Linked DNA regions of Homo sapiens: region 2 is linked to region 1. The links are chromatin loops, found by intact Hi-C in ENCODE. Cell type or tissue: heart left ventricle. All regions are shown on one strand. Each heading gives the region's core, and the rest is flanking DNA. Links, peaks and the distances in the headings are about the cores only.

The links. A loop is a pair of places that touch in the nucleus more often than their neighbours do. Peaks named below come from ENCODE experiments on the same cell type or tissue, not always from the same donor. Only the 100,000 strongest peaks of a DNase experiment are listed, where the experiment ranks them.
Region 2: it touches region 1 in a loop (4-fold over the local background); 3 of 110 quality-filtered maps call a loop at or near these places.

What each region holds. Positions count from the first base shown.
Region 1 is chr15:80,011,660-80,023,066 of GRCh38, reverse strand. No RefSeq gene overlaps it. Among named protein-coding and RNA genes, the nearest start is that of ZFAND6, 42 kb to the left of the region's middle. RefSeq lists an enhancer at 5,340-5,499. In heart left ventricle, for the core only: no CTCF peak of the experiment used is centred there; a DNase peak (open chromatin) is centred at 6,451.
Region 2 is chr15:79,948,535-79,959,941 of GRCh38, reverse strand. No RefSeq gene overlaps it. Among named protein-coding and RNA genes, the nearest start is that of BCL2A1, 17 kb to the left of the region's middle. In heart left ventricle, for the core only: no CTCF peak of the experiment used is centred there; no DNase peak of the experiment used is centred there.

The DNA of each region.
Region 1 (11,407 bases), core at 2,197-10,196:
AAAAGCTGTGGGGTAACAGCATATAAATGTTTGGACATAATTTTCCTTTTTCCTTCCTATCTTTATGTTCCTTAGAAGAAATCATTTGCCCTTTTTGGCGGGTGGGGGTAGAACAACTTTTCCAGGACTAAATAAGATATCCTTCCTCCAGGGAGTACAAATTAGGTATTCTCTAAAAGTAACAGAGGTGACCAAAATAAGGACTTTGAATGCTATTTATTGCCAAGAATATCCTGGTTTAAGCATACCTCTCTGGGAGACAAGGATATCACAGTATGAAGATCCACTCTCCACTTTGCTGTGCTCTGTGTCCCAGGAGGCCAACCTGGATGGGTGGCATCAGTGGCACCTTTGCCCTTCATCTCCTGGTTGGGCTTGGTCAGTGGACAATATTGGCAGGAGATGGGAAGGTGGGAGGTTTCCTTCCTACCATATTGTTGTGAGTTGGCTGCATCCTTTTAGGGGTCATAGCTTCTAACAGTTGTTCCTCTTGATACCCTTCCTGTGTTCTGATAACTAGTCCTTCACCCTTGCCTCTTCAGCCTTAGTGGGGGTAATAGCTCCAGGCTGTTACTGGCCCTGGCATACAGCACTACTTGTGCCTCATATGTTTTCTTAAACCATGCTCATACCTTTTGTATACATAGTTGCTTTTTTAAACTCTTCTCAAATTGCCCTGTTAAAATACACCATCTAGGGCTGGGCACAGTAGCTCACACCTGTAATCCCAGCACTCTGGGAGGCCAACGTGGGCAGATTGTTTGAGCCCAGGAGGCTGAGACCGACCTGGGAAACATAGCGAGACTCCATCTCTACAAAAAATTAGAAAAATTAGCTGGGCATGGTGTCATGTGCCTGTAGTTGCAGTTACTTATGAGGCTAAGGTGGGAGGATTGCCTGAGCTCAGGAGTTCCAGGCTGCAGTGAGCTGTGTTTGCGCCACTGCACTCCAGCCTGGGTGACAAAATGAGACCATGTCTCAAAAATAAATAAAAATGAAATAAAATAAAGCATACCATCTGTTTCCCACCAAGACCTTGACTGATAAGTAAGTTACAACCTTTCTAGAGTTCAATTTCCCCATTTATAAATTCTTTCTAGCTTTAACATTTCAATCATCATACACTTTCTAAATAAAGACAATCTTTTTTTTTTAAAAGAAGCACTTGTGTTTTTAAAAAACTGACTCCTGACTTCTGGTTTCCAGTCCGACACGTATGGAACTTGGAAGTCAGCACTCTGTCCTAACAAGTAAAAAGCTGAACAAACTGAAAAAAAATAACATCTCTTCTTTTGTTCTGTTAGAAAAGTAAGGTCACATAGCAAACTGCTGCCCCCAAAATTGGAGAGATAGGCAAATGCAGAGAATCACAATTTACTGTAATAGAAACTTCCACAGGAACCTGTACCAGGATAGGAAAATCTGAATTGTAATTCAAGAATTGCTGGAGACTCAGAGTGGCAAGTTTGACAGTTAATTCCAGGAAGACTCATTCAGGGGGGCCGCCATACTTTTGAGTTTTACCTCCAGGAGTTCTAACAGGTTCTCACAATGATTATCAGAGAAAAATCCCCTTGTGCTTCTAGCAGGGAGAGGGGAAAACAAACCATTTTGAAATGTATAAGAATATTCTGTCATTCTCTCTCTCTCGTTTTTTTTTTTTTTTTTTTTTTTTTAATAAAAGTCTCACTCTGTCACCCAGGCTGGAGTACAGCAGCATAATCCTGGCTCACTAGTCTCCACCTCCCAGGCTCAAGGGATCCTCCTGCTTAGCCTCCCAAGTAGCTGGGACTATGGGTGTGTACCACCACACTCAGCTAATGTTTTTTGTTGAGATGGGGTCTTGCCATATTGGCCAGGCTGGTCTCAAACTCCTGGCCTGAAACAATCCTCCTGCCTTGGCCTCTCAAAGTGCTGGAATTGGAGACTTGAGCCACTGTGCCTGGCTGCCTTCTGTTATCCTTAACAAGGCCTGCACTCAGAGAAACGACTTCACCATTGTCTGGGGTTTTATCAGAGCCTAGCCAATCAGGGGAGAGAAAAATGCCCAACTCCAGCCCTCTTTAGCCTTCTATCTGATAGAAGAAAAATACCCAACCTCAACCCACTATAGCCACCATGTCTCACCTAGGTGGCGGGGGAAAAAACCTGAGAAGTACTTGTGAAGTTCACAGTCCAGAGGCACAGGCTCACTAAAAGACCGAGATCCAGTCATAGGACTATATAATGCTTCCCTTCCCCTCATGCCACACCTTGCCACCACATCACTAAAGGCTTATTTATCTCAGTTTCTTCTACAAGGCATACTAAAAGGCAAAAACACAGTTTGCAGAGACAGAGCAAGCATCAGAACCAGACTCAGATATGCAGGGACACTGGAAATATCAGACCATGAATTTATTTTTATTTTATTTTATTTTATTTTTTGAGATGGAGTCTCACACTGTCACCCGGGCTGGTGTGCAATCTTGGCTCACTGCCACCTCTGCCTCCCGGGTTCAAGCGATTCTCCTGCTTCAGCCTCCTGAGTAGCTGGGACTACAGGCATGCACCAGCACACCCGGCTAATTTCTGTATTTTTAGTACAGATAGGGTTTCACTATGTTGGCCAGGCTGGTCTCAAACTCCTGACCTCGTGATCCGCCCACCTCGGCCTCCCAAAGTGCTGGGATTACAGCCACTGCGCCCAGCCCAGACCAGGAATTTAAGAGAACTATGATGAATATGCTAAGGGATCTAATGGATAAAGTAGAAAGCATGCAAGAACAGATGGGCAATGCAGAGAGATGGAAATTCTAAGAAAGAATAAAAAGTAAATGCTAGAGATCAAAAACATTGTAACAGAAATAAAGAATGCCTTTGACGGGCTCATTAGTAATGTGCATAAGGCTGAGGAAAGACTCTCTCAGCTTAAAGATATGTCAATAGAAACTTCTGAAATGAAAAAGCAAAGAGAAAATAGTCCGAAAAAAAAACAAAAAGAAACTCAGGATGCTGAGTTGGGAGGATCACTCAAGCCCAAGAGGCAGAGGTTGCAGAGAGCCAAGATCGGGCCACTGCACTCCAGCCTGGGCAACAGAGCAAGACCCTGTCTCTTTAAAAAAAAAAAAAAAAAGCTGGGCACAGTGGCTCACGCCTGTAATTCCAGGACTTTGGGAGGCCAAGGCAGGCAGATCACTTGAGGTCACGAGTTTGAGACCAGCCTGGCAAACATGGCGAACCCTGCCTCTACTAAAAATATAAAAATTAGCCAGGCATGGTGGTGCATGCCTGTAGTCCCAGCTACTTGGGAGGCTGAGGCAGGAGAATCACTTGAATCCAGGAGGCAGAAGTTGCAGTGAACTGAGATTGTGCCACTGCATTCTAGCCTGGGCAAACTCCGTCTCAAAAAAAAAAAAAATCATCAAAATTAAAAGTCTGTTCTTTGAAAAGATCAATAAAATCAATAAGCCTCTAACCAGGCTAAAAAAAAAAAGAGTTGACAAATTATTAATATCAGAAGTGAAAGATACCTCTTTCACTTCTGATATTAATAATTACATATCCCATGAACATTAAGAGGTTAAGAAAGGAATATTATGAACAACTATGCCCAGGCATTTGACAAACTAGATGAAATGGGCAAATTCCTTGAAAGATACAATCTGCCAAAACATATGAAGAGAAACAGACAATCTGAATGGGCCAATATCTATTAAAGAACTTGAATCAGCCAGGCATGGTGGCTCACGCCTGTAATCCTAGCACTTTGGGAGGACGAGGTGAGCGGATCATGAGGTCAGGAGTTCGAAAACAGCCTGACCAACATGGCGAATCCCTACTTAAAATACAAAAATTAGCCGGGCGTGGTGGCAAGTGCCTGTAATCCCAGCTACTCAGGAGGCTGAGGCAGGAGAACTGCTTTAACCCAGGAGGTGGAGCGTGCAGTGAGCCGAGGTCACGCCACTGCACTCCAGCCTGGGTGACAGAGCAAGACTCTGTCTCAAAAAAAAAAAAAAGTTGAATCAATGATTAATAATTTTCTGTAACAGAAAGCATCAGGCCCAGATGAGTTCACTGGTGAATTCTATCAAATATTTAAGGAAGAAATTATTCTGACTCTCTAATCTCTTTCAGAAGATAGAAGCAGAGGGAATACTTCCTAGCTCATTCTGTGAGGTCAATATTACCTTAATATCAAAACAAGACAAAGAAAAGAAAACTACAGACCAATATTTCTCATGAATATTAATGCAAAAATACTCAACACCATATTAACAAATCAAATACGACAATGTGTAAAAAGAATTGTATGCCATAACCAGGGCCAGGCTTGGTGGCTCACACATGTAATCCCAGCACTTTGGGAGGCCAAGGGGGCAGATCTCCTGAGGTCAGGAATTCGAGACCAGCCTGGTCAACATGTAAAAACCCCATCTCTACTAAAAATACAAACATTAGCTGGGCGTGGTGGTGCACATCTGTAGTCCCAGCTACTTGGGAGGCTGAGGCAGGAGAATTGCTTGGACCTGGGAGGTGGAGGTTGCAGTGACCTGAGATCGCGTCATTGCACTCCAGCCTGGATGACGAGGGAAACTTCAACTCAAAAAACAAAACAAAACAAAACAGGCTGGGTGCAGTGGCTCACGCCAGTAATCCCAGCACTTTGGGAGGCTGAGGCAGGTGGATCACGAGGTCAGGAGTTCAAGACCAGCCTGGCCAACATAGTGAAACCCTGTCTCTACTAAAAATACAAAAATTAGCTGGGCATGGTGGCACGCACCTGTAGTCCCAGCTACTCCAGAGGCTGAGGCAGGAGAATCGCTGGAACCTGGGAGGTGGAGGTTGCTGTGAGCTGGGATCACGCCACTGCACTCCAGCTTGGGTGACAGAGCGAGACTTCGTCTCAAAAACAAAACAAAACAAAAGAATTATATACCGTGACCAAATGGAATTACCCAAGGTATGCAAGCCTGGTTCAACATTCAAAAACTCAATCACTATAATCCATCACATCAACAGAGAAAGAAAAATCACAAGATTACATCAATAGATACAAAAAAAAATTGACTAAGTCCGATACCCATTTATGATAAAAACTCTCACCAAACTAGGACTAGAAGAGAACTTCCTCTATTTGATAAAGAACATTAACAAAACCCTATAGCTAACACCTATTAATGGTGAGAAACAAGAAGCTTTCTCAGCTCAGAAACAAGGTAAGGGTGTCCTCTTTCACTTCTCTTTTTCAGTGTTGTGTCCGGAATTGGTGGGTTCTTGGTCTCACTGTGTCCAGAATTGGTAGGTTCTTGGTCTCACTGACTTCAAGAATGAAGCCGTGGACCCTCACAGTGAGTGTTACAGTTCTTAAAGGCAGCGTGTCCGGAGTTTGTTCCTTCTGATGTTCAGATGTGTTCGGAGTTTCTTCCTTCTGGTGGGTTCGTGGTCTCGCTGGCTCAGGAGTGAAGCTGCAGACCTTCATGGTGAGTGTTACAGCTCTTAAGGCGGCGTTTCTGGAGTTGTTCATTCCTCCCAGTGGGCTCGTGGTCTCACTGGCTTCAGGAGTGAAGCTGCAGACCTTCGCGGTGAGTGTTACAGCTCATAAAGGCAGTGTGGACCCAAAGAGTGACCAGCAGTAAGATTTATTGCAAAAAGCAAAAGAACAAAGCTTCCACGGTGTGGAAAAAGACCCTAGCGGGTTGCTACTGCTGGCTCTGGCAGCCTGCTTTTATTCTCTTATCTGGCCCCACCCACATCCTGCTGATTGGTAGAGCCCAGTGGTCTGTTTTGACAGGGCGCTGATTGGTGCGTTTACAATCCCTGAGCTAGACACAGAGGTGCTCCACGTCCCCACCAGATTAGCTAGATACAGTGTCCACACAAAGGTTTTCCAAGTCCCCTGGTAGTAGCTAGATACAGAGTGTCGATTGGTGTATTCACAAACCCTGAGCTAGACACAGGGTGCTGATTGCTGTGTTTACAAACCTTGAGCTAGATACAGAGTGCCGACTGGTATATTTACAATCCCTGAACTAGACATAAAGGTTCTCCAAGGCCCCACCAGAGTAGCTAGATACAGAGTGTCGATTGGTGCATTCACAAACCCTGAGCTAGACATAAAGGTTCTCCATGTCCCCACCAGACTCAGGAGCCCAGCTGGCTTCACCCAGTGGATCCCGCACTGGGGCTGCAGGTGGAGCTGCCTGCCAGTCCCCCGCCATGCGCCCGCACTCCTCAGCCCTTGGGTGGTCAATGGGACTGGGTGCCCTGGAGCAGGGGGCGGCGCTCGTCGGGGAGGCTCGGGCCGCACAGGAGCCCACGGAGGGCGGGCAGGCTCAGGCATGGCAGGCGACAGGTCCCAAACCCTGCCCCGCCGGAAGGCAGCTAAGGCCGGGAGCGAAATTGAGCACAGCAGCTGCTGGCCCAGGTGCTAAGCCCCTCACTGCCCAGGGCCAGTGGGGCCCGCAGGCCGCTCGGAGTGCGGGGTCTGCCCAGCACACGCCCACCCGGAACTCACGCTGGCCCGCAAGCACAGCGCGCAGCCTCGGTACCCCCCCTGCCTCTCCTTCCACACCTCCTCACAAGCTGAGGGAGCCGGCTCCGGCCTTGGCCAGCCCAGAAAGGGGCTCCCACAGTGCAGCGGCGGGCTGAAGCGCTCCTCAAGTGCCGCCAAAGTGGGAGCCCAGGCAGAGGAGGCGCCCAGAGCGAGCGAGGGCTGTGAGGACTGCCAGCACACTGTCACCTCTCAGTGTCATACTGGAAGATCTAATAATGTAATAAGACCAGAAAAGAAAATATGTACTGATTAAGAAGGAATATTAAACTGTCTTTGCTCTCAGATGATATGATTGTTTACGTAGAAAATCTAAAAGAGCCGGGGTGGTGGCTCACACCTGTAATCCCAGCACTTTGGGAGGCCAAGGTAGGCAGATCACTTGAGGCCAGGAGTTCGAGACCAGCCTGGCCAACATGGAGAAACCCCGTCTTTTCTAAAAATACGAGAATTAGCCAGGCATGGGGGTGCATGCCTGTAATCCCAGCTACTCAGGAGGCTGAGGCACAAGAATCACTTGAACCCAGGAGGCAGAGGTTGCAGTGAGCCGGGGTTGCACCACTGCACTCCAGCCTGGGTGACAGAGTAAGACTCTGTCTCAATTTAAAAAAAAAAGAAAGAAAGAAAAAGAAAAGAAAATCCGAAAGAATAGATTAAAAAAAAAACCCCGGAGCTAATAAGTGCTTATAGCAGCTTTGCAGGATATAAGGTTAATACAAAAAAGTCAATCACTTTCCTATATACCAGCAATGAACTATTAGAATTTGAAATTAAAAACACAATATCATTTACATTAGCACCTCAAAAAATGAAATAAGTGTAAATCTAACAAAATATGCACAAGATTTATGTGAGAAAAACTATAAAACTCTGCTGAAAGAAATCAAATAACTAAATAAAATGGAGATATATTCCATAGTCATTCATAGGAAGATCCGATATTGTCAATATATTGGTTCTTGCTAACTTGATCTATAATTTCAATGCAATCCCAATGGTATAAGTTGGATGTTTGTCTCCTTTAAATCTCATGCTAAAATACTATTCCCAGTGTTGGAGGTGGGGCCTGGGAGGTGATTGGATTGTGGGGGCGGATGTCTCAAGAATGTTTTATCACTTTCCCATTGGTGAGAATTGAATTCTTGCTCAAGATCTGGTTGTTTAAAAATCTAGGCCCTCCCCCACTGGCTCACTTGCTGTTACTCTAGTCATGTTACATGCCTGCTCCCACTTCGCCTTATGCCATGATTGTAAGCTTCCTGAAGTCCTCACCAGAAGCCAAGCAGATGTTGGTGCCATGCTTTTATAGCCTGCAGAACTGTGAGCCAATTAAACCTCTTTTCTTCATAAATTACTCAGTCTGAGGTATTCCTTTACACCAAAGCAAGAATGGCCAAGTACACCCAACCAATATCCCAGCAAGTTATTTTCTGCATATTGCCAAACTGATTCTAAAATTTATATGGAGAGGCAAGAGACAGGATAGCCAACACAATATTGAAGGAGGAGAACATAGTTGGAAGACTGACATTACCCAACTTCAAGACTAATTATTAAAGCTACACTAATCAAGACAGTATGGTATTGGTGAAAGAATAGACAAATATGTCAATGGAACAGAATAGAGCCCAGAAATAGAGCCAAATAAATACAGTCAACTGACCTTTGACAAAGCGACAAAGCAATACAATGAAGCAAAGATATTGTTTTCAACAAATTGCGCTGAAGAACTGGCCAAACACTTGAAAAAACATCTAGGCAAAGATCTTACATGTTTCACAAAAATTAACTCAAAATGGATTATAGGCCCAAATGTAAAATGCAAAATCATAGAACTCCTAGAAGACAACAAGAGAAAATCTGTGTGACATTGGGTATTGGGTATTAGTTATGGTGAAGACTTTTTTACATAAAACACCAAAGGCACAACCCATGAAATAAATAATTGATAAGCTGGGATTCATTAAAATTTTAAAAGTTCTGTTCTGTGAAAGACCCTGTTAACAGAATGAGAAGACAAGCCAAGGATGCAAGAAAATATTTGCAAAAGACATAGTTGATAAACTGTTGTTATCCAAAATATACAAAGAACTCGTAAGGCTGGGTGCGGTGGCTCACGCCTATAATCCCAGCACTTCAGGAGGCTGAGGCGGGCAGATCACAGGTCAGGAGAGCAAGACCATCCTGGCCAACACAGTTAAACCCCACCTCTACTAAAAATACAAAAAATTAGCTAGGCATGGTGGCGGGCACTTGTAGTCCCAGCTACTCTGGAGGCTGAGGCAGGAGAATGGCATGAACCCTGGAGGCGGAGGTTGCAGTGAGCCAAGATTGCGCCACTGCACTCCAGCCTGGGCGACAGAGCAAGACTCTGTCTCAAAAAAAAAAAAAAAAAATAGGCTGAGTGTGGTGGCTCACACCTGTAACCCCAGCACTTTGGGAGGCCAAGGTGGGCAGATCACAAGGTCAGAAGTTTGAGACCAGCCTTGCCAACATGGTGAAATCCTGTCTCTACTAAAAATACAAAAAATTAGCTGGGCGTGGCGGTGGGCACCTGTAATCCCAGCTACTTGGGAGGCTGGGACTGGAGAATCGCTTGAACCCGGGAGGCGGAGGTTGCCATGAGACCGTGTCATTACACTCCAGCCTGGCGACAGAGCAAGACTCCATCTCAAAAAAAAAAAAAGAACTCTTAAAACTCAACCATAAGAACAAACAAACTGGTTAAAAAATGGGGAAGCAGGCTGGGTGTAGTGGCTCAGGCCTGTAATCCCAGTACTTTGGGAGGCCAAGGCTGGTGGAGGGTTTGAGGTCAGGAGTTCGAGACTAGCCTGACCAACATGCTGAAACCCCATCTCTAATAAAAATACAAAATTAGCCAGGCGTGGTGGCGCATGCCTGTAATCCCAGCTTCTCAGGAGGCTGGGGCGGGAGAATTGCTTGAACCTGGGAGGCGGAGGCGGTGAGCTGAAATTGTGCCATTGCACTCCAGCCTGGACAACAAGAGCGAAACTCTGTCTCAAAAGAAAAAAAAAAAGTTGCTGAGCTCTCTTCCAAAAGTGGCTGTACCATTTTGTATTCCCATTAGTAATGAGTGAGAGCTCCTGATGCTCCATATTCTCGCCAGCATTTGGTGTTGTCTGTGTTTTGGATTGGAGCCATTCTAATAGGTGTGTAGTGGTATCTCGTTGTTTTAATTGGTAATTCCCTTATGACAGATGTGAGCATCTTTTTATATATTTATTTGCCACCTGTATATCTTCTTTGGTGAGGTGAGGTCGAACTCCTGCCCTCAGGTGATCTGCCCATCTCGACCTCCAAAAGTGCTGGGATTACAGGCATGAGCCACCATGCCCAGCCAAGCTTGGCAATTTCTTACACAGCACAACATAGACTTATCATATGATTCGGCAATCATGCTCCTAATTTGCCCAAATGGTTAAAAACTTTGTCCACACAAAAACCTGCACATGAATGTTCGTAGCAGCTTTATTAATAATTGCCAAAACTTGGAAGCAATCAAGATGCCCTTTAATAGATGAATGGATAAATAAACTGTGATACATCTAGAAAAAATGACGTTATTTAGTAATAAAGATAAATGATTTATCAAGCCATAAAAAGATAAGAAGGGATGCTAAATATTACTAAGTGGAAGGAACCAATCTGAAAAGGCCACAGACTGTATCATTCCAACTATATGACATTCTAGAAAGGGAAAACTATGGAGCCAGTAAAGAGGTCAGTGTTTGCCAGGGGTTAGGGAGTAGGGAGGGATGAACAGGCAGAGCACAGAGGATTTTTATGGTAATGAAACTATTCTGTATAATATTATAATGATGGGTGCATGTTATTATACATTTGTCCAGACTCATAGAATGTTCAGCACCAAAAGTGAATTTAGACTTTGGGTGATAATAATGTGTCAATGTAGGTTCATCAAATGTAACAAATGTATCATCCTGGAGTGGGATGTTGTTAGTGGGAAAGGCTGTGAGGATATAAAAACAGGAAGTGAATGGTAAATTCCGTACCTTCTGTTCAATTTCGCTGAGAACCTAAACTACTAAAAAGTAAAGTCTATTTAAGAAAGAGTCAACTGACTCCCTCTCTGGCCTCTAGCTATCTTGTTCCCTGCCACCCCGGGGCATGCAGAACTAATTTTTTTGTTGCTAAACAAATGGGCTGGTTGTTTTTAAAAAGTTATTTTACTGAGGAAAAATTTACATATAATAAAATGCACCCATTTTAAATGTACCATTTAATGTGGGATTTTCTTTTTCAGCTCAATGAGTTTTGACAAGCGTAAACCCCCTGTGTAACCGCCAGCCAGCACAATCAAGATATAGAATATTTCCACCACCTCAAAAAGTTCCCTCATGCCCCTGTGCAGCCGATTCCCATACCCCAGCCCCAGAAAACCACTCATTTGCTTTCTCTGCCATTACAAGATTAGTTTTGCCTATTCAGGAAATTCATGTAAACAGGATTATGTGATAGGGAATTTTTTTGTGTCTGGCTTCTTTTACTTTAACATTATTTTAAAATATTTATTCATGTTGTTGCATGTATTAGTAAGTCATTCTTTTTTATTGTTGATTAGTATTCCACGTACGGATATACCATTTTGTTTATCCATTTTCCTGTTAATGGCATTTGAATGGGCTATTATATTTATAATAGCTTTGGGCTATTATAAATAAACTTGCTATGAAAATTTGACTAGACTTCCTTGGGTAGACATATTTTTCTCTTAAGTAGAATACTGACAGTGGAATTATGTGGTTGTATGATAAGTTTATGTTTAACTTTATAAGAAACTGCCAAACTATTTTCCAATGTGATTGTACCATTTTACACACCCACCAGCAGTGT
Region 2 (11,407 bases), core at 1,771-9,770, 63 kb after region 1:
CATTCCCCCGGGGGCTTACAAAATTACCTTTCCCTGGAAGCTGTTGATAGATTGCATAAAGAAGCCGGAGCTCGGGCCATATACATTCTCGCCGGGCACTTTAGTTAATTAATGCTTTACCTAGGAGGTGTGATTCTCTCTCTTTTTTTTTTTTTTTGAGACAGAGTTTCGCTCTTGTTGCCCAGGCTGGAGTGCAATGGTGTGATCTTGGCTCACTGCAACCTCCGCCTCCCGGATTCAAGCGATTCTCCTGCTTCAGCCTCCAGAGTAGCTGGGATTACAGGTGTCCCCTACCACGCCCGGCTAATTTTTGTATTTTTAGTAGAGACGGGGTTTCACCATGTTGGTCAGGCTGGTCTCAAACTCCTGACCTCAGGTGATCTGATCGCCTCGGCCTCCCAAAGTGCTAGGATTTCAGGTGTGAGACAACGCACCTGGCCAGGAAGTGTGATTCTTAACGGTGGGGATTAGGACACAGGTGCTGTCAGTAGGGAAGCGTTTTTGGCAGAGGCAGCTTTGGTTTACTTAAGAAGTCACGTCTGAGAGGCAACCATCTATGCCATCTGAGGCGCCTGTCACTCGGAGCAGGGTAAGACTTCACAGTTTCCTTTTTCCTTCTCTTCCTCCAAGTGCCTCACCCCCACCCCCCCCCCAACTGCTTTTAGTGTTCATTCTTTTTTTATTTTTATTTTTGAGACGGAGTCTTGCTTGCTCTGTCGCCCAGGCTGGAGTGCAGTGGCGCGATCTCGGCTTACTGCAACTTCTGCCTCCTGGGTTCACGCCATTCTCCTGCCTCAGCCTCCTGAGTAGCTGGGACTACAGGTGCCCACCACCACTCCCGGCTAATTTTTTGTATTTTTTTTTTTTTTTTTAGTAGAGACGGAGTTTCACCGTGTTAGCCAGGATGGTCTCAATCTCCTGACCTCATGATCCACCAGCCTCGGCCTTCCAAAGTGCTGGGATTACAAGCATGAGCCACCGCGCCCGGCCGTGTTCATTCATTTTTGTGTGTTAATCAGAGCTGAGTGGTGGGAATGAACAGTCACTGATGGTTCTAACAGGAAGTACATATATGGGCACTATTACCTGGAATACATTCACATGAGCAACCACAAAATCTGGTTTTTACACTGCAGTTGTTTCTTTAGCAATGTGACACTGGGAAATCAGTGACTATTTCTGATTTGGTCTGTGACCTGGTCTTTTAAACTGTACCTTGCTGTGTGTTTTGTTTATTAATTTACTTTAAAAAAAGGTTTTTATGGCTGGGCGCAGTGGCTCACGCCTGTAATCCCAGCACTTTGGGAGGCCGAGGTGGGTGGATCACCTGAGGTCAGGAGTTCCAGACCAGCCTGGCCAACATGGTGAAACCTCATCTCTACTAAAAATACAAAAATTAGCCGGGTGTGGTGGCGTGCACTTATAGTCCCAGCTATTTGGGAGGCTGAGGCAGGAGAATCACTTGAATCCAGGAGGTGGAGGTTGCAGTGAGCTGAGATCGCACCATTGCACTCCAGGCTGGGTGACAAGAGCGAAACTCCATCTCAAAAAGCAAACAAAAAAAAAAGGTTTTTATAAACCTCAACTCTTACTTCATGTGGCACAGAAAAATTAAATGGAAAGAGATCACAGGCCTAAATTTATGTGAAAATTATACAACGTCTAGAAGAAAATTAAATTTTTTTAATTTTTACTGTTAAAAAGACACTTTAAGAACTCAAACAGAAGGTATTTGAATTATACCTCAATAAAGCTATTTAAAAAAGCTCTCAAAAAGGCAAACCACAGAATGGGAGACAATCTGTACCACACTAATATCTGATAAAGGACTTGTGATAGGTGATACTCTTATAATTCAATAACAAGATCATCATCAACCTAATACTAAGCATGGGTAAAAGATTTGAACAGACACTTCACAAAAGCAGATACACAAATGGCCAGTAGACATGGAAAAGATGTTCTGGAGAACATGTTGAGCACCATTAGTCATCAGAGAAATGCATTTAAAACCACAGCAAGAGACCACTACATATCCTCCAGAACAGCTAAAATGAAAAAGATAGATAATGCCAAGCTTTTGGGAAAATGAGCAACTGGAAGTCTTACACACTACTGATGATAATATAAAATTGTACTACTACTTTGGAAAACAGCTTGGAAATTTCTTATAAAGTTAAACATACACTTATTGTAGGACCCAGAAATTCCTCTCCTGGATATTTACCCCAAAGAAATAAAACATATGCCTATATTATTCATAGCTTTATTCATAATAGTCCAAACTGGAACCCAAATGTTCATCAACAGGGGAGTGAATAAACACACTTTGGAATATCCATGAGACAGAATGTCACTCAGCAATAAAAAGGAATGAACTACTGGTACATGCAACAGAATAGATAAATCTCTAAAACATGTCGAGTGAAAAAAGCCAGTCACAAGAGTACATAGTGTATTAACTCCTTTATGTGAAACTCAAAAAAGGACAATACGTAGTGTCAGAAAGCAGGTCAGTTGTTGCCTGAGGCTGGGATGTGAGTATTGACTAAGAACTTTGCCTAGGGTGATAGAAATATTCTTCATCTTGATTGTGGTAGTAGTTACATGGGTGTATAAATTTGTCAAAACTCATAGAGATGTACACTTAAAACTGGTGCATTTTATTGTAGATAAATAATATCTCAATGAAGTTGACTTAGAAAAAAGTGTTTCTGGCCAGGCACGGTTGCTCATGCCTGTAATCTCAACACTTTGGGAGGCCGAGGTGGGCGGATCACAAGGTTAGATCGAGACCATCCTGGCCAACATGGTGAAACCCTGTCTCTACTAAAAATACAAAAATTAGCCAGGCGTGGTGGCTGGTGCCTGCAGTCCCAGCTACTCAGGAGGCTGAGGCAGGAGAATTGCTTGAACCCGGGAGGCGGAGGTTGCAGTGAGCTGAGACTGCGCCACTGCACTCCAGCCTGGTGTCAGAGCGAGACTCCGTCTCAAAAAAAAAAAAAAAAAAAAGAAAAGAAAAGAAAAAAGCGGTTTTTTGTGAAAAATAATAAACACTCATCAGAAGCAATGTAAACAATACAAAATGAGAGAAATAAAAATCACTGCAACTACTAATTTAAACTGGAAAGTTATTAATACCATGAATAAAGTCCTGAAGCACCATTATTTTGTTTGCCTTGTCATTTAAAAGGACTTTGTCATTGTAAATTAGAGCCTTGCTGACAATCTACCAGGCCCTCCCTACGTGGTTTGTTCTCTACTGTGATTGTCCCACTTCATTTCAGTTGTGTCCTCCTCCGGAGTCTGTCTCTTCTGCAGCTTTGCTGGGCTGTTTTCAGGACCTTCTGCCACAGATGTTTGCCTGTGCTGTTCCTTCTGCCTCTGCATCTGGTTAATGCTTACTTGCCTTTCAGAGTTCAGCTCAAAGTTCACTTCTTCTGGATGCCTTCCCTGACTAGGTTAAATTCTGCAATTATAGTCTTACAAAATGTCACTGTCTCAATTACAGGGTTATATTTGTGTGATTTTTAAATCAATATATCTGTTTCCCCAATAGATACTAAGTTCTGTACGGGCAGGAACTATGGCTGTTTTTGTTTACCATTTCATTTCAGAGCTCAGTTCAGAACTTGGTAAGAGTTCAATAATATTTTTGTTTAAAAAGAAATGGGGGCCAGGCACGGTGACTCACACCTGTAATCTCAGCACTTTGGGAGGCTGAGGCAGGTGGATCCCTTGAGGTCTGGAGTTCAAGACAAGCCTGGCCAATATAGTGAAACCCCGTCTCTACTAAAAATACAAAAATTAGCTGGGCGTGGTGGTGTGCACCTGTAATCCCATTTACTCAGAAAGCTGAGGCAGGAGAACTGCTTGAACCCAGAAGACAGAGATTGCAGTGAACCAAGATTGTGCCACTGCACTCCAGCCTGGGCGATAGAGTAAGACTCTGTCTCAACAACAAGAACAACAAAAACTACAACAACAAATGGGAATGAACATTAATTGGTTTTGATTATGTCATTTCATAGCAAATGAGGCTGGAGTGAGGCTGAACATCATGTTCTCAGTAATAGCATGTGCTATGGTTTGCTCCAAAACTCATGTTGAAACTTAATCCCCAATGCAACAGTGTTGAGAGGCTGGGCCTTTAAGAGCTAATTCGATCATGAGGGCTCTGCCCTCACGAATGAATTAATCCATTTACGGATTAATAAATTAATGGGTTAATGGATTAATGGGTTAACATGGGAGGGGAACTGGTGGCTTTATAAGGAGAGGAAGAGAGACCTGAGCTAGCATGCTCAGCCCTCTTGCCATGTGATACCCTGCACTGCCTTAGGATTCCACAGAGTCCCCACCAGCAAGAAGGCCCTCACCAGGGCCAGGCGCAGTGGCTCACTCCTGTAATCTCAGCACTTTGGGAGGCCGAGATGGGTGGATCATGAGGTCAGGAATTCAAGACCAGCCTGGCCAATATGGTGAAACCCTGTCTCTCTAAAAAAAATATATATATATACAAAAATTAGCCAGGCATGGTGGTGTGCACCTGTAGTCCCAGCTGCTCAGGAGGCTGAGGCAGGACAATCGCTTGAACCCAGGAGGTGGAGGTTGCAGTGAGCCAAGATCGCACCACTGCACCCCAGCCTGGGTGACAGAGTGGGACTCTGTCTCAAAAAAAAAAAAAAAAAAAGAAGGCCCTCACCAGATGCACCTCCTCAACCTTGGACTTCCTGACTTCCATAGCAGTACAAAAATACATTTCTTTCCTTTACAAATTACCCATTTCAGGTATTTCGTTATAAACAACAGAAAATTGACTAATGCAGCATGGGAGAGTGTAATGGCTGTTTAATGGTTGTTGTCCATCTGTGAAGAACTTTAGATACATAATTTTTAATCTTCATGATGTCCCTCTGAAGTAGATATTTTCCGTATTTTACTGTTGAAGAAACAGGCTTAAAACCAGTAAGAAACATGCCCAATGTCACAGAGTTGGGGGCATCTGACCTCCCAGCAGTCCTCACTGGCTCTCAGTCACTGGGCGTCCTCCTCCTACACCACTTCCTCCTGATCCCATGGGGCCACTCAGACCCTATGCTTCCTTCCCCATCCCTTTCACAGGCTGAAACTCTGCATGAAGGCCAACTGGGTGAAACTGGTTTCCCCACTGATGGTGAGGACCTTTGGTGGCCAGGTGGCCATCCCCATACTCCCTCTTTTTCACCTTCCACCCTTTTGCATGTGTCCTCCCAGTTGTATTGTCCCCAACTTAAACTGCTTGCCACTATTTTGGATCTGGACACGTTTTGCATAGTGTCCAAAGTTGCTCACAGGGAAACCTTGCTTGGTAACATCCCACAGACATGGAAATACAACAAATCCTTTATTTATAATTGGGAGCTCTGTGTGGTTATTTCTGCTTGAAGATGCTATTAGGATCCCATCACCAGGACAGGACAACGCCAAATCGTTTTTCTACAGTTTGGGTTTTTGTAGATTCATCTGCCTTATGACTAGAGGCAGCATTTTCAAGACAGCTGACTGAGCCTAGGACTATGATTTATTGCCTTAAAAGCTAAGCCTGACCGGCTCATGTGAGATCCAAACCCATGACCCATGATTCCTTACACTGTTTTAAAGTAGGAGGTAGATGACTAGGCTATTTGAGCAACAGAAGAATGTATATATAGAGTTTAGTATTATAAACTCTTGCAACATAATTATTTTGACACAATCTCATTTCCATTGACCTTGCTTCCTATTTCACTGAGAACTTCTACATCCTCTCTCTGCCATATCTACCTCCCCTGCTGCATCTAGACAGGTTAAATTTCCCTTCCTGCTATTATGGTGAATCAGTTATTCTAAGGCCAACCCCTACATTTGTGTGTTAGACCTTGTTTCTTATTTCCTCTGCAGGAGGAAACTATTCTGTATCATACAATTTCCTGTCTCTAATGGACCAGTCCTATTAGCACCTGAACTTGCTATAGTTTCTCCTATGGTAAAAGCAAACAAACAAAAAACCAAACACACAGTCTCTCAGTGACTACCCTATTTTTTGCTTCCCTTCACAGAAAAAATCCTCAAAAGAGCTGTCTATAATATGCTGTCTCCAATTCCTCTCCTCTCATTGTCTCTTGAACATGTATCAATCAGACTCTCATCCCCACTACTAAGTTCAGGGATGAATTCTCAGCCCTCAACTTCCTTGATGTGACATTTGACACAGTGAATGACTTTCTACATATTTTAATTTGACTTCTGGGACGCTACTCTGTGCTGGTTCTCCTCTCATGTCGCTGATTACTCTGTTTCCCTTGATGAATCTTCCTCATCTCCCCAAGCTAAACTCTGTAACTCTAAATATTGGAGTGCCCTGGCTAGTTTTTGGCTTACTTCTCTTCCTTACCTGCCTTCATGTGCTAGATATCTCTTTCAGTAGCATGGCTTTTAGGATCCACCATGTATTGATGACTCCCAAAATCGTATCTCCAGCCAAGACCTCCCCCTTCAACTCCAGACTCAAATATCCAGTTGCTGACTTGATGTCTCTCTACTTGGATGTTTAACAAGCACTTCAGATTTACTGTCTAAATCTGAATATCTGAACCTCTAACCCCTGAATCCTTCACCATCTTAGTTAATGGCATTTTCATCTTTTTACCCACTTAAGGTGGAAATCTTCTGTACTCATTGACTCTTTTCTTTCTTTCACTATACACGTTCAATCCATCAGGCAAAACTGTGTGGTTCTTTCATCAAAATACATACAGGGCCAGGCATGGTGGGTCACACCTTTAATCCCAGCACTTTGGGAGGCCGAGGCAGGCGGATCACGACGTCAAGAGACCGAGATCATCCTGACCAACATGGTGAAACCCCGTCTCTACTAAAAATACAAAAATTAGCTGGGTGTGGTGGCGCGTACCTGTAATCCCAGCTACTTGGGAGGCTGAGGCAGGAGAATCGCTTGAACCTGGGAGGTGGAGGTTGCAGTGAGCCGAGATCATGCCACTGCACTCCTGCCTGGGCAACAGAGTGAGACTCCATCTCAAAAAAAAAGTATATAAATTATATATATTATATATAAATTAACATAAATTATATAATTTATATAAAATTAATATATATAATTTCATATATATATAAATTACTTATTAAACTACTGCTATCCTGACTCGAGCCACTTGAAGTCCCTTGTATAGATTTTGCAGTGACCTCCTAGCTGGTCGTCTGGCTTATTTCCTTGCTCCTCTACAATTTGTTCCCAACCTGCAGTCAGAAGGGTCCTTCAAAATATAAGATCACTTGTGTTCCCTCTCCATTCACAACTCAGTGGTTTCCGCTGCACACAGAGAAATAGTCCAAGTTCTTAAAATGGGCTCTAAGGCCTTTCACAATTTACTTCCCTGTGAACAGCTTGACTTCATCTTTCCCTTGCTCAAGAAGCTTCCCTACAGTGTCAACCACACTCCCTCTTCCCAATTTCTGAAACCTCTTATGTTACTGAGTCTTTTTTTAGGATCTTGATCTGTGCCTTGGTAACATGGCTCCTGAGGCTTAAACAAAATTGGTGAAATGTCCACAGAGCTCTCTGGGGACTCAGAACCGTAATGAACTTCACACCTAGTGTGGCATGTACAAGTGCTGGTGCTTTGAAAGTACAATCCTTGATGGAAATGCAGAGTATGAATACTACATTGTTGTTAACTGTCAAGGATTTTGGAGCAAATGAGGAAGACTTTTCCCTCAAGGGAATCAAAGCTTTACCTAACTGGACAAGGGTGTTTTATTTTTAAAGGGTTCTGTCCAGGGTGCAGAATCATCAGAGTAGATATGAATACACAGGAAATCGATGCCTCCGGAATTCCGCCGGGGCACCTGACCCACAGCATTCTTCCTCCACAGTGCTGGGGTCGCCTCCATCAGTAAGTCCTCAGGCAGCTCTGCCTGCCTCTTCAGTGTCCTTTTGCTTTCACCCTTGTTGATATCCAATCAGCTTCTCAACCAGAAACTTGGTTCCTGGCAGTCATTCTCAAACCTTCTTCCATTCCTTTTATTCAACTAAAAATGGACAAATGCTGCCAATTTTACTTGTTAAGTATCTCTTAATCTACCCATTTTTCTCATTCTTAACTTTTATGCCAACCACTGATAGAACCTTTTTTTTTTTTTTGAGGCGGAGTCCCGCTCTGTCGCTCAGGCTGGAGTGCAGTGGCGCGATCTCAGCTCACTGTAGCCTCCGCTTCCCGGGTTCAAGCAATTCTCCCGCCTCAGCCTCCAGAGCAGCTGGGACTACAGACGCGCACTACCACACCTGGCTAATTTTTTTTCTATTTTTAGTAGAGACGGGGTTTCACCATGTTGGTCAAGCTGGTCTTGATCTCCTGACCTCGTGATCCACCTGCCTCGGCCTCCCAAAGTGCTGGGATTATAGGTGTGAGCCACCGCGCCCGGCCCCTTCCCTCCCCCAACCCCCCCCCAAATCCCCGCTTTTTTTTTGAGACAGAGTTTCGCTCTTGTTGCCCAGGCTGGAGTGCAATGGCATGATCGCGGCTCACCGCAACCTCCGCCTCCCGGGTTCAAGCTATTCTCCCGCCTCAGCCTCCCGAGTAGCTGGGATTACAGGCATGTGCCACCATGCCTGGCTAATTTTGTATTTTTAGTAGAGACGGGTTTTCTCCATGTTGGTCAGGCTGGTCTCGAATTCCTGACCTCAGGTGATCTGCCCGCCTCGGCCTCCCAAAGTGCTGGAGTGTGAGCCACCTCGCCCGGCCACAACCTTTTTTTTTTTTTTTGAGACGGAGTCGTCGCCCAGGCTGGAGTGCAGTGGCGCGATCTGGGCTCGCTGCAAGCTCCGCCTCTCGGGTTTGGCCATTCTCCTGCCTCAGCCTCCCAAGTTGCTGGGACTACAGGCGCCCACCACGCCCAGCTATTTTTTTTTGTATTTTTAGTACAGATGGGGTTTCACCATGTTAGCCAGGATGGTCTGGATCTCCCGACCTCGTGATCCACCCGCCTCGGCCTCCCAAAGTGCTGAGATTACAGGCGTGAGCCACAGCGACCGGCCCAGGCCACAGCCTTTTTACTCATGTATCCATATCTACACCTGTCTCCATTTGGTACATTTGATACAGCCAGCGTATTAATCTTAAAAAGGAAATCTAATGTCACAATACTGCTTAAAAATCATTCAATTAATTCCAGCACTTTGGGAAGCCAAGGCAGGAGGATCACAGGTCAGGAGATTGAAACCATCCTGGGCAACATGGTGAAACCCTGTCTCTACTAAAAATACAAAAATTATCTGGGCCAGGTGATCAAGGTTAAGGTGATAAGTTGTGTTGATAGCACACCTTGATATCATGTAATGAAAAGGCATTTAGTCTTTGTGGTATTGTTTCCCCAAAACCCATAATCCCAGGAAAACATCAAATGTAAATTGGGGACATTCTACAAAATACCTAACCAGTATTTCTCAAAACTGTCAAGGTCATCAAAAACAAAAAGTCTGAGGAAATTTTCACGTTTAAGAGGAGCCTATAGGCCAGGCATGGTGGCTTACACCTGTAATCCCAGCACTTGGGGAGGCCAAGGTGGGCAGATCACAAGGTCAGGAGTTCAAGCCTAGCCTGGCCAACATGGTGAAACCCTGTCTCTATTAAAAATACAAAAATTAGCCAGCGTGGTGGTACATGCCTGTAATCCCAGCTACTAGGAAGGCTTAGGCAGGAGAATCGCTTGAACCTGGGAGGTGGGGGTTGCATTGAGCCCAGATAGTGCCATTGCACTCCATCCTAGGCGACAGAGTGAGACTCCAACTAAAAAAAAAAAAAAAAAAAAAAAAAAAAAAAAAAAAAAAAAAAAAAAAAAGAGGAGCCTATAGAGACACAGTGTGGTACCCTGGACTGGATCCTAGAACAGAAAATAGATATCACTGATATCACTGGAAAAACCAGTAAAAAAAAGTTTGGAGTCTATTTAATAGTAATATATCAGTGTTTCTTAGTTTTGTCAAATGTGCCATGGTAATGTAAGATCTTAACTTTGGGGAAACTGGATAAAGGATATGTGGGAACTGTTAGTATTATCTTTGCAACTTTTAGGTGAATTTCAAATTATTCCAAAATGTTCATTGAAAAACAAACAGATGGCTGGGCACGGTGGCTCACACCGGTAATCCCAGCACTTTGGGAGGCGGGGGCAGGTAGATCATGAGGTCAGGAGATAGAGACCATCCTGGCTAACTGGGTGGAACCTTGTCTCTACTAAAAAAAAAAAAAAAATACAAAAAATTAGTGGGGCATGGTGGCAGGCACCTGTAGTCCCAGCTACTTGGGAGGCTGAGGCAGGAGAATCGCTTGAACCCAGGAGGCAGAGGTTGCAGTGAGCCAAGATTGTGCCACTGCACTCCGGCCTGGGTGACAGAGTGAGACTCCATCTCAAAACAAAACAAACACAAACAAACAAACAGACACTGGCTGGATGCGGTGGCTCATGCCTGTAATTGCAGCACTTGGGGAGGCCGAGGCGGGTGGATCACCTGAGGTCAGGAGTTCGAGACCAGCCTGGCCAACATGGCAAAACCCCGTCACTACTAACAATACAAAAAATTAGTCAGGCATGGTGGCGGGAACCTGTAATCTCAGCTATTTGGGAGGCTGAGGCAGAAGAATTGCCTGAACCCGGAAGGCAAAGGTTGCAGTGAGCTGAGATCATGCCATTGCACTCCAGCCTGGGTGACAGAGCGAGACTCTGTCTCAAAAAAAAAAAAAAAAAAAAAAACAGACAAACAAAATACAAGCTCATGTCATCTGGACCCAGGTTCTTCAGCTTCATCTCGTGCCTCTCTCCTCTTGGCTCTTGGTTGATTAGCCATTGTGGCCACCTTTCAATTCCTCTAAAATATCATGCCATGTTTCCCTTTAGAAACTTTGTATATACAGTTGTTTCTTCATGAAAAATTTTCCAGTTTTTCTCTCTTCCCTGTTCTCACTCTCTCACCTAAAGAATGCATACTTAGCCTTGTGATTTCAGCTGAAAAGTCATTTCCTTGGAGTGGGGGTGGGGGTGATGGTGGAACGGGGGAAGGAGGGGTCACCAGCAACCTCCTGATCTATCTAAATGGAGAGAATGCTCTGTGCAGGCTGACTGTATTATCGTTTGCATGATAATTTTATTTCTTCCTGCAAATTGGCACTTGGTTTATACATTGATTAGTGGTAGTACTTCCCAAACACAACCAGTGAGACCGCATGGCACTTGGTTATTGGGTTTTCCCTGGTGACACTGTGGCTTTTCTTTTAAATTTCTACAATGACTACCTACCACCCCGAGCTGAGGAAGTCAGCCCCTTCTGAAAACTAGCTTTCCATACCACCCTTAAAGTGTGGTGCAGCGC